2 separate regions of the Homo sapiens genome follow, and region 1 is linked to region 2. A link is a contact called in ENCODE Hi-C or POLR2A ChIA-PET data. All regions are on one chromosome and are shown on one strand. The core of a region is the stretch at or near the end of the contact, and the rest is flanking DNA. Distances in the headings are between cores, read along the strand shown. Region 1 holds the start of MAN1B1-DT (MAN1B1 divergent transcript). Region 2 holds the start of PAXX (PAXX non-homologous end joining factor).

Region 1 (5,854 bases), core at 2,728-5,227, 94 kb after region 2:
GCCCAGCCTGAGCTCTGGGTGGGAAAGCAGCCTGCCCCATGCTTCCAGCCTGCAGAACACAGAATGAAACATGCTGGTAGACTCCACGAGGGCAGGGCCTCTCCTGTCGCCTCTGGACACAAGTGGCGACAGCCTGCTGGGGGCTCTGTGGCTCCATTCCTGGCTGTGGGGTCTAGTCAAGAGGCAGAGGGACTTGGGACCTGGGAGAATGGGGCTGAGAGGAGGCTTCGGGTTGGGGCCCAAGGGAGGTGTGGTGTCATCTGGGGAGAACAGGAGGGCATGTCCCTTTGGGAGCCCGCCTTGTGGATCCACCACACCCCACCGAGCACTAGAAGCTGCATAAGCTACACAGGATGTGCTTCTGCAGCCTACAGATGCAGAACCAGAATGAGGGGGACAATTCCACCCACTCGAGGGCTGCCCCCTCTTCCTTAGCAGACGAACCAGTAATGGGGGCAAGGCTGGGGCATCCCAGCCCACACACCCTGGATGCCCAGCAAGGCCACAGAAAGAGCCTGATGTCCATGATCCAGGTGGCTCTGAGAAGCTTGGCCTGGACACCTGAGCCTGCGGCCGGTACTCCTGCCTTCTCCCCATCTATCCCCAAGGCCTCTGCCTCTCAGCCTCTTCCATGGTCGGTTTAGGCTGCTGAGTTTTCTGTGCTTCCCCAAGAACCAGTGGGATCAATGCCGGCGGCCTCTGTGATGGTTGCTGACTAATCCGGGATTTCATGAGTCAGAGGCACCACCCCTCACCCCAGCTGCCTGCTGCTTCTGACGGATCTTGGTGCTCAGGCTGCCTGGCTCTCCGAGTGAGGACGCAGCCTCCATATTTGGTGCACTCAGGCATGGCTGGGACAAGCCAGCTGCCCCAGGGTTCTTCCCCTGGTGATTCTCGCCTGCTTTCTCATCTCAGGGGAGGCAGTGGCACCTCCCTCTCCCTGCTGACATGAAGAGAGCTATGATATGCCACTGCTGCCAACTCATCCTCTGCCCCCACCTCGAAACCCACAGTCCCCAGTGGAGGGCCACTACTCATCCCCATTGGTTTCCCAGGGGAGGGGTGTTGTCTGGAAGGGCAGGTTCAGATGCAGCCTTCCAGATTTAGAGGCACTGGGAGGACAGTGGCTGAGTGGAGGCGCCCAGACCTGGGCAGGCAGCAGGCTCAGGCCCACACCTTGTGATTTTTGAAACCAAAGCCCAGAAGATGATGTTTACTTCTCTCTCCCTGGCTCTGCCCTTCTTACTGCAAACCATGCTGTGCCTTAGGGCCCTTCTCATAGCTGTTCCTCATGGCCATGACTGGAACAGGGATGCAACCTCTTTCTACACAAGCACAGTTAGTTGGGTGAAGTCTTTTTTTTTGTTTGTTTTAGACGGAGTTTCACTCTTGTTGCCCAGGCTGGAGTGAAGTGGCGTGACCTTGGCTCACTGCAACCTCCAGGCCAGCCTCAGCCTCCCTAGTAGCTGGGACTACAGGCACCCACTACCACGCCTGGCTAATTCTTTGTATTTTTAGTAGAGATGGGGTTTGACCGTGTTAGCCAGGATGGTCTCGATCTCCTGACCTCGTGATCCACCCACCTCGGCCTCCCAAAGTGCTGGGATTATAGGTGTGAGCCACCGCGCCGGGCCGGTTGCTGGCATCTTAATGTTCTGTAGGTGGAATATTTCCAATAAACACAAGGTGCCGTAATTGACTGCTACTCTGGCAAGTGCAGTTTTTGGGCAGTGCACGGGTGTTGGGAACAAGGATCAGGTGTTCACAGCTGTGTCCCAGGGCTGGAGCTCACTGGGGGCCCCCTTAGGGACAGGAGTTCACACATGAAGGCCAAGACTACTTGGGGTGCCAAGGAATCCCCCCGCGGTCCCATCCCACTCTTCACCAGGGTCTCAGGAGGGCCTGAGACAACCTGCGGTCAGGAACCTCGGGGCGCTCTCCAGGGCAGGCTTCTGCATGCTCAGCTCTGACAGCCTGGAGACTCGCTCTCCTGCACCTGCATCCTTGAGATGCCAAGGTTTCCCTGCTAACCACGTGAGGATGCTTGGGGTACTCCAGGGACTGACAAGAGTGAGTGGTGTCAACCTAAAGAGAAACTCAGGCTCTCCAGAATAAATGAATTTAATCAAGAATAACACATAATTGCAATGCAGAGTATGCAAGCCTCAGTGGGTCACAGGCATGTGGTGGGGGGGTGGGGTGGGGATTGAGGAAAGGGGGAATTTTTTTTTTTTGAGACTGGATCTCACTCTGTTGCCCAGGCTGGAGTGCAGTGGTGCAATCATGGCTCACTGCAGCCTCGACCTCCTGGGGCTTAGGTGGTCTTCCCACCTCAGCCTCCAGAGTAGCTGGGACCACAGGTGCACACCACCACACTGGACTCATTTTTTTATTTTTTGTAGAGACAGGGGTTTCACCATGTTGCCCAGGTTGGACTCCTGAGCTCAGGGGATCTGCCCACCTTGGCCTCCAAAAGTGCTGGGATTACTACAGGCATGAGTCACTGTGCCCCGCCCACGGGAAATTTCTTTTTTTTTTTTTTTTTTTTTTTTGAGACAGAGTCTTGCTCTGTTGCCCAGGCTGGAGTGCAGTGGTGCCATCTCGGCTCACTGCAACCTCCACCTCCTGGGTTCAAGGAATTCTCCTGCCTAAGCCTCCCGTGTAGCTGGGACTACAGGTGCCTGCCACCAACCATGCCCTGCTAATTTTTTTGTGTTTTTTGTAGAGACGGGTGTCTCACCATGTTGGCCAGGCTAGTCTTGAACTCCTGACCTCAAGTGATCCACCTGCCTCGGCCTCCCAAAGTCCTGGGATTACAGAAGCCACCGCGCCTGGCCCCAAGGGGAATCTTTTAAAAAAGAGAAGTTCCCATAAACTGCTTTGAAACCATAAAGACCAAAGGTTAGAAGGGTTTGCCGCAGGCGCTCCGTTGCTAATGTTTTTGTGAGGGCTTCTTCAGGGCCTCTTGTTAGAGTGTGACATAAACGACTTCATTTGGGTACCAGCAAGTGTCACAGGGGGCAGAGACCAGCAGAAACCTAAAGATGACCCCTAGAAGAGCAGGAGGCCAGGGGAACAGAGTTAGACGAGCCACGTGCTAAGCAGGACGTCGCTGCCGGGGGAGCTCTCCAGACACGCAGAAATGCCACAGTCAGGACCGTGGGACGCAGCGGATTCGCCCAAGGGCAGGAGCAGCCTGGCCAGGAGAGAATGAAGGAGGGGCCGGGCGTGAGGTTCGGCTGGGGAGAACCCAGGCAGGGAGGGCCTCGGGCGGCCACGGACGCCGCTTTGCCATTTTGGGCGTTTCTGGGGAGGACAACGCGTGCAGGAAGCGCAGTCATCTCAAGCTGACCTCCAAGGTTACCGAGTTCGAGGGCTGGGAGCCGGGTCTGAAAGCCCCGACCCGCCTATGGCGCGGGGACTGTGGGTCCAGCCGGCCGATTGGCCGCCTCGCTCGGCGCCGGTCCAGGCGCAGCGCTCGGGCCCCGGGGACCGTGAGATGCGGCGCAGCCAGCTTAGCTCGGGGTAGCAGCCACCCCAGCCCGGGTGCCGCCCGGCCTGGTCCGCGACTTCGGGAGGGTCCGGTCCTTCCCCCGGCCCCCACGCCTGGGTGAGGCCCTGGGCTTCTTGCCGGTGACCACGCGGCCAGGGTGGGCACCAGCCCAGGACGGCGCCCAAGGGCAGCCCAGCTCCATCCCCGCGCCGCGGGTTCCGGAACCGAGGCGCGGGACGCTGGGACTCTCTGCCAACATGGCGGCCCCGCCCGGGCGCCTCCCCGGGTCCCTAGTGTCTGCGTCTCCCGTGAGGGCGTGGGCAAAGTCGGTGCAGCCAGACGACAGGAGGCGAGAGAAGCCCAGCTCCAGGCCCATGAGGCGAACCACGTGGGAGCCCCAGACAGCGACCACGCCCCAGGCGAACCAAGGCCCGCCCCGTTGCTACAGCTACGCTCGTAGCACACCTGGGCAGGCGCTGCCGGACGCATGCGCAATGAACCTGAGGGCAGGGCGGAGTCGCAGCAGTTGTCTGACGCAGTCGCCGTAGGACGCAGCCCCGTACGCTGGAGCGCAGCGGAGACAGGCGCGGGCGCACTGGCCGCATAGAGACGCAGCGCACGCGCAGTCGCGTATCCGTGTGATGGGCGGGCTGTTGACGGCGCTGCGATGGCTGCCTGCGAGGGCAGGAGAAGCGGAGCTCTCGGTTCCTCTCAGTCGGACTTCCTGACGCCGCCAGTGGGCGGGGCCCCTTGGGCCGTCGCCACCACTGTAGTCATGTACCCACCGCCGCCGCCGCCGCCTCATCGGGACTTCATCTCGGTGACGCTGAGCTTTGGCGAGAACTATGACAACAGCAAGAGTTGGCGGCGGCGCTCGTGCTGGAGGGTGAGGGTCGCGCCGGGCTGACTGGGGCCCGGGGCTGCCGTGCCCGCCGCCCTCCCAGACTGCGGCTCCGAGCGGGACCTGGGCGGGCGGACTCGACTCCCCAGGCGCCGCCCTCTCCACCCCTTCCCCGCAAAAAGGGGCAAATGTGCGTTCCTGGTTGGGGCAGCCGTGGGCGGCTCGCCTGCAGCGGTCTCAGCGGCCCAAATTCTGCGGGGCGGTGGTGGGAAGAGGGCTCAGAGCCCCAGCAGGTTTTCTGGGCTTCGTTCGCTTTTCTGCAAGGTCCTGGCCCAGGCGCCTGCCCCTCTTGGAGCGGAAACCGGAGGTTCCCCGTGGTGTATGCTCCCCTCGGTACAGTGAGAAATGAGCCCCTCTTGATTGGCTCCTGGTCTGTTCGTGGTGGTCTCAGGCCGAAGGGCATTGATAACCACATGCGGACTGTGCATCGCCTGGGCGGTGCCTGGGCTACATCTGTGGGAGTCGCAGGAGTCTTTCTCCACTGTTGATGAAATGTGACAGAAATGTTTCTGCTTTTTTCTTATCCTCGTCTCATCTGCACCACTGTATTAACGACATCTGTAGTATTGTCCCAGCAATGTTCCTACTCCCTGCTGAGAGGGAACTTCTCCCCATTCAAAATAAATAGAGCTGGCCGGGCACGGTGGCTCATCCCGCGTTCCACCCACTACACTCCAGCCTAGGTGTAACAGAATGAGACCCTGTTTCCAAAAAAAAAAAGAAATAGAGCTGAACACTGGATCTTCCAGAAGAATTCCTTATTGTCCTCACAGTTTGTGACAGTTGAGACGTTCCGTGTGATATATTCAGTAAGAAATGTCATTCTCTGTACCTCCCTTAGAAATGGAAGCAACTGTCGAGATTGCAGCGGAATATGATTCTCTTCCTCCTTGCCTTTCTGCTTTTCTGTGGACTCCTCTTCTACATCAACTTGGCTGACCATTGGAAAGGTATCAGAAACACGTGTACTTGAAAACGATATCTGTGTTGAGGGTTGATTGGGCAGAAGCAATCTTGCATTCTACCTTAAACAGCTCCAGGAGGCATATATGGCAACGAATTGGCAAGAAATCAAGATAAAGAGAAAGGTAGAGCTGTATGTAACCACCTGGCTAGAACACAGATGTTAATTTGATGCTGTCTGACTACTTTCTAGGTCTCTGGTGTAAGTACTGATATGTCCAGCCTCCCTTATAGAGTAAGTCAGCTGGTGGGCTTGAACACTCAGCCTAAATAACCACACAAATTTCGTAGCACTCATTAGCGTGTGTTTGGAAAAGACCAGGCAGAGTTCTGGTGAGGATGTGGAGAATCTCTTCTCACTTGGTCTAAGATGCTTCTCTTTGGAGCAAAGCTAAAGGGCTCCTGCCCACCTGCCACATGCTGAACGTCCCTGAATGGAAAATAGGAAGGCAAAAGATGTGGGGTTCTGTGTTATGGACAAGGACACAAACTGCCAA
Region 2 (5,480 bases), core at 1,716-4,215:
CTTTGTGATAGTTTAAGCCTCTGCACCTGGAACTGTTTATTTTTTGTAACTGCATTTGTAACCAATTAATTTTTTTAACTTTTTGCCAGTTCTGCTTCCGTAAAAATTGCTTCAGCTAAAATCCCCCCTCCCCTATTTAGACCACGGTATAAAAACAAAACTAGCCCCTTCCTCGGGGCCGAGAGAATTTTGAGCGTTAGCTGCCTCTCAGTCGCGGCTAATAACGGACTCTTTAATTTGTCTCAAAGTGTGGCGTTTCTGTATAACTCGCTTGGTCACAACACTGGCTTCTGATAGCAGCCTGTAATCCTTGGCTTGTGGGCTGCATCGCTCCAGTTCCTCCCTCCATGCCATGCTGCCTTCTTTTCTGTCTCAAAGCTTCCTCTGCCTCACTTTTAAAAGGCCCTTGAGATGGCACTGAGGGCCTCCCTGGGCAATCCAGGATAATCACCCCATCTCAAGGGAATATCTGCAAACACTCCTTTCTTTTCTTTCCTTTTTTTGGGGGGAAGGGGAGACAGGATCTCACTCTGTTGCCCAGGCTGGAATGCAGTGCCCAGCATCTTCCATAGACAATAGCATTCACAGGTCCCAGGGATTAGGGCCTGATATCTGGGGCCTGCTACAGCCAGCATCTCAGAGTTCACATGACAAAGAAGAGGCCCCCCAGTCCTCTCCAAATCTGCCCCACCCCAGTCATCTTGGGGATGAATCTCCCCTTTCCACTCTTCCCAAATGCCAGGGCCATCCTTGATTGTTCTTTGTCTCCTCCTCCCTCCACCTCCAGTCCGAGCCCATGGTCCACCCCTCTCCTCTGCAGCCCCCGTCCTCTCTCCTCACAGCACAGAATACGGACTTCACACACATAAGTCAGACGTGCCACTTCCCATCCACCCCTGCTTAAACCTCCAACAGCCACCACCCCCCATTCATTCATTCACAATGTTTATTCAGTGTCTGTATGTGCCAGCCATTGTGTAAGCGCTGAAGAGACGGATACACTGGCAGGTAAAACAGACAGAAATCCCTGCCCTCATGGACCTCCTGGGGTGATGGACAATAAGCAGGGTAAATAAGTGTATTGGTGGTCACTTACTGCAGAGTGACAGGTTACCCCAAATGCAGCTGCTTAACCAGCAGGCATGCATTATCTCCCAGTGTCAGCCAGGCAGGACTCTGGGCCTTTGACACAAAGTTTCAGGAGGCTGTGGTCAAGCTGCCGGCCGATGATGTGGTCTCATGGGAAGGCTCAGCTGGGGCGTCAGCTTCCCGGTTCCCTTGCTGGCCATGGTCATCCCCTTAGGGCTGCCTCATGTCACACCCAGCAATTCAAGAGCAATTTTGTCCTATTCTAGTTGCCAGAAGCAAGTCATTAATAAAGTCCAGCCCAAGGGGAGGGGAGTGCAGAAAAGTCTAAACCCAGGAGGGTATAACAGGGAGCTAGCTGCCAGAATAAAGCAAGCCAAAGTGTACTTTCTACAGTGAGAAGTGTGAAAAATAGGGAAATGACAGGAGAGAGGGATGTGAGAGCTGGGCAGCATGCTGCAATGTCAGAACAACACCAGGGAAGGTCTCACTAAAGTGACTTTTGAGTAAAGACCTGAAGGAAGCATGTGAGTCTGGGGAAAGGATGTGCCAGGCAGAAACAGCAGCATGTGCAGAGGCCCAGGGGGCAGGAGCCAGGACTGGGAGTGAACTGGGAAGCAGGAGGAGGTGAGGCAGGCTTGCTGTGGGAGCACTCCGATATGGAAGCGTAGCTTACAGACCCACTGGCCCTCCCCACAGCACCATGCTGCCAACCTGGCCTTCTTGCCGAGCCTTGAACAGAACCATTATTTATGTGGCCAGGCCTCCGCCTGGGATCTCCCTGTCCCTGGTGGGAGCCATCCTCTTCCTCCTGCCCTCATAGCACCCGCTGCAGTTTCTCCTGGCGCTTGGCCCTGCCTGAGAGTGTGGTGTCTCTCCTATTGGATCCTAGAAGCTCCAGGGAGTCAGAGACCTTGTCTGTTGATCGATATCCAGGCCTAGGACAACAGGCACGTAGGAGGAGCTGGAGGAATACCATGCGCGGGACAGAGAGCGCAGAAGCCTTCTTCCCTGGAGATCGCTCTGTACTGTGACTTCTTTTTTTGTTTGTTTGAGACAGAGTCTCGCTCTGTTGCCCAGGCTGGAATGCAGTGGCGCGATCTCGGCTCACTGCAACCTCCACCTCCCTGGTTCAAGCAATTCCCCTGCCTCACAGGCGTGCGCCACCACACCTGGCTAATTTTTTTGTATTTTTAGTAGAGACGGGGTTTCACCATGTTGGCCAGACTGGTCTCGAACTCCTGACCTCAGGCAATCTGCCCGCCTCGGCCTCCCAAAGTGCTGGGATTACAGGCGTGAGTCACCTTGCCGGACCAACCGTAACTTCTTACGATTAGAGTTAGGAAGCTTCCGGTTTGTGTGTGAAGACGATGGAAGGGCGGGGCTCCAGGATGTATCCGCAGAGCCACGGAGGGAACCTGGACTCGGCTGGACTTGGAGCCGGGGCGGGGGCGGGAGGGGGCGAGGTTCGAGTGGGGCTGCTCGCGGGCGCGAGGGCCAGAGCCCGGGATCGCGCCGTGGAGCCCACGACCGGCGAGGCCAGCGCTGGGGGCAGGGCCTCTGGATCCCTGACCCAGGACGCCCTGCTCCGGCCCGCCCCGCGCACTAAACTCGGCCTCTAGTCGCCTGAAGCCCGCGCGGGTACCGGGTCCGCGCGGCCCGGCCTGTGCCTTTAGCCCCGCCCCGAATCCCCCCACCCTCATAACCCCGCCCCTAACCCCGCCTCCACACACAGACCCCGCCCCCAACCAGACTCCGCCCCGCGCAAGCTCCCTAAGCCCGCGACTGGCCTGCACCCGGCTCCGGAAGTCGTTCTTCCGCGCAGGAGCCCTGAGCCCGCACAGCCCCGCCCCTCCCGGCGCCCAAGCCCCGCCCCGCCGGGTTCCCGCTCGCCCGGCGCCATGGATCCGCTGTCGCCGCCGCTCTGCACGCTGCCGCCGGGCCCCGAGCCGCCCCGCTTCGTGTGCTACTGCGAAGGGGAGGAAAGCGGGGAGGGGGACCGCGGCGGCTTCAACCTCTAGTGAGTGGGGGTCCGCGGGGAGGTAGGGGTGCAGGGAGCTCCGCGGGCGGCCCCGCCTGACAGGCCTTCTCCCCCAGCGTGACCGACGCCGCGGAGCTTTGGAGCACCTGCTTCACGCCGGACAGCCTGGCGGCCCTCGTGGGTAACTGGGCGGGTCTGGGAGCCGCCACACCCCTCCTTGCAGTGCAGATCGTCTATGGGGCGACAGACATCTGGGATTCCCCAGAAGGCTCTGACACCCTCTGCCCGCCCTGTAGCTGTAGTCCTCCCATTGGCTAGGGCTCTGGGGTCGGGCAGGTTTCGGGTGCCCCCAGTGGGCCTCGGGTTCCAGGCAGCTCGTGACAAGCCCCTGTGCTCTCTAGAAAGCCCGTTTTGGCCTGAGTGCGGCTGAGGACATCACCCCCCGGTTCAGGTGAGACCCAAGCAGGGAGGAAGGACGGGTGGGGAGGAGGAGGGTCTGCCACAGCTCTCCGCACCTCTCCTCTCCCAGGGCAGCCTGTGAGCAGCAAGCTGTGGCTCTGACTCTGCAGGAGGACAGAGCATCCCTGACGCTTTCAGGGGGGCCCTCGGCACTGGCCTTTGACCTCTCCAAGGTACCAGGCCCAGAGGCAGCCCCCAGGCTGCGGGCGCTGACACTGGGCCTGGCAAAACGCGTGTGGAGCCTGGAGCGGCGACTGGCAGGTAGGATTGGGGGTGGGCACCTCATACCTTCACTGGGGTCCCCTGCTCTTGCCCCCACTCCTGGCACTGAGTGGGGTTCCCATGGGCTTTCCTCCCCAGCTGCAGAAGAGACAGCTGTCAGCCCGAGGAAGAGCCCCCGGCCTGCAGGGCCTCAGCTCTTCTTACCAGGTAAGGCATGTCCGCCTGTGACTCAAGTAGGGCTGTGCTCTTTAACCTGGAACTCAGTTTCCCCCCAAACAAGACTCACGCTCCAGAGAGAATGCCTATCTATTCGGAGAAGGTTGTGGTTGGGATGCTGCCAGGTTCAGGAGCTGCCCCTGTCCTGTTTTCCCCCAGACCCAGATCCCCAGAGAGGTGGCCCTGGACCTGGAGTCAGGAGGCGGTGTCCAGGAGAGTCGCTCATCAACCCCGGGTTCAAGAGGTACCCTCCCACAGCCCCCTTCCTGCGCCCAGGGTCCAATCCTGGACCCCACCCCTTTCTCCACACCATAGTGCCATAGTGACACCCCTCTTCCCTCCCAGTAAGAAACCAGCTGGTGGCGTGGACTTCGATGAGACCTGAAGGTGCAGCACAAGCGTGGCCCCGCGGGGAGTCCGCCTATGAGGGGAGAGGCAGTCTTTGAGGCCCCCATCAGAGACCCCCCGCCACCACCTCCACCTGCCTGTCCTGGGCCAGGACTAACACGGCTCCTCAAATTCCTTCCCTGTCAAATAAACAGCTCCCTTGGTTGGAGGCTCTGGTGGGGCTCTGACTCCTGGCACTGGCCTGGGAAGGGATCAGGGAACACCCCTGGGCCTGTGTTCTGGGTGTAGGGCCACAGGATGTGAACAGATGCTGCAGCCTCTCAGCTCCCTGGAGACTTCCTTGCTGGGCCGGAGGGAGGTGAGCACTCTCAGACCGTCCAGCTATTCCAGCCCTGCCAGCCCAGGAGCTGAGAGGGGCCCAGCCAGGCAGGGCCAGGGCTCCCCAAGGCTTAGAACTTTGTTCCCACCCTCCCAGGCCGCACCCAGGTAGGGCACGGAGCCCCGTGGGAGGATGCAGACAGAAGTCCCGTGTAGACCCTGAGACACTGGAAGTGCCCTGCGGGGAGGGGAGCGCCTGCCCCGGGACAGGATTGAGGAATGTGCCAGCCCCCATCCACCTGGGGCACCCCGCCCCACCCCGGCCTGACTGGTTTGGGAGCCCAGTCCGGTCCTGGAGATCCCTGAGGCCACCGGTTGCAGGAGGCCTGGAGTCTGCGCCTTCTTAGCGTGGAGGATGGGACCGGCCCGACCCCCGGCGCTCCTGCCCCTGTGGTTCTGGGCTATCGGGCTGAGCGTCCCACCCTGGGGTTTGGGGATGGGAAGTGATCCCGAGACCTCTGGCCCTTCAGATGTCAGGACACCCTCACTCCCGACAAAGATGCCTTTATTGGGCGACAGACGCGGGGTGGGGCGCTAGCGGGGGTGCACGGCGGGCCGGTAGGCCGCCAGGATCTCGGCGCTGTGCGGACACGTGTATTTGAACTCTTTCTCCTGCATCGCGCTGTCCAGGTAGCGGCGTACGCCGCGCAGCTCCGCGGGGATGGGCGCCTGGCGGAAGTGCGCGCACACCGTCTGCGGGCAGGATCGCGGGGCGCGGTCAGGACCTGCCGTCCCCCAGGCGCGCCGCGGTCACCCTCCCGCCCGCCCACCTTCCGTGCTCACGTCGACG

The links. A loop is a pair of places that touch in the nucleus more often than their neighbours do. ChIA-PET counts read pairs that join two places held with the same protein, here RNA polymerase II (POLR2A). Pooled maps may share reads with other maps.
Region 1: a map of ascending aorta shows a loop between it and region 2 (2.2-fold over the local background). The contact joins the promoter of MAN1B1-DT here to the promoter of PAXX in region 2. A Hi-C loop is called at or near these places in 2 of 168 maps with a recorded cell type or tissue (ascending aorta and naive thymus-derived CD4-positive, alpha-beta T cell), 4 of 37 single-sample maps with no recorded cell type and 14 of 50 pooled maps. POLR2A ChIA-PET finds 5 or more read pairs at or near these places in 23 of 52 experiments (A549, BJ, CD4-positive, alpha-beta T cell and 18 more).

Annotation. Positions count from the first base shown.
Region 1 is chr9:137,082,840-137,088,693 of GRCh38, forward strand. MAN1B1-DT (MAN1B1 divergent transcript) reads right to left here and starts at 3,978. Exons shown (of 1, transcript NR_027447.1): 1 at 2,107-3,978. It overlaps MAN1B1 (mannosidase alpha class 1B member 1), which reads left to right and starts at 4,146. Exons shown (of 13, transcript NM_016219.5): 1 at 4,146-4,379; 2 at 5,236-5,344. The coding sequence starts at 4,161. It overlaps UAP1L1 (UDP-N-acetylglucosamine pyrophosphorylase 1 like 1), which reads left to right. Exons shown (of 9, transcript NM_207309.3): 9 at 1-1,699. RefSeq lists enhancers at 573-902, 4,070-4,299 and silencers at 680-914, 3,500-3,729, 4,280-4,509.
Region 2 is chr9:136,989,457-136,994,936 of GRCh38, forward strand. It overlaps PAXX (PAXX non-homologous end joining factor), which reads left to right and starts at 2,966. Exons shown (of 7, transcript NM_183241.3): 1 at 2,966-3,106; 2 at 3,184-3,244; 3 at 3,469-3,518; 4 at 3,597-3,787; 5 at 3,887-3,955; 6 at 4,124-4,208; 7 at 4,310-4,520. The coding sequence starts at 2,988. The coding sequence ends at 4,349. It overlaps CLIC3 (chloride intracellular channel 3), which reads right to left. Exons shown (of 6, transcript NM_004669.3): 5 at 5,474-5,480; 6 at 5,152-5,383. The coding sequence ends at 5,225. RefSeq lists silencers at 781-1,075, 2,522-2,811, 2,822-3,201 and an enhancer at 3,159-3,701.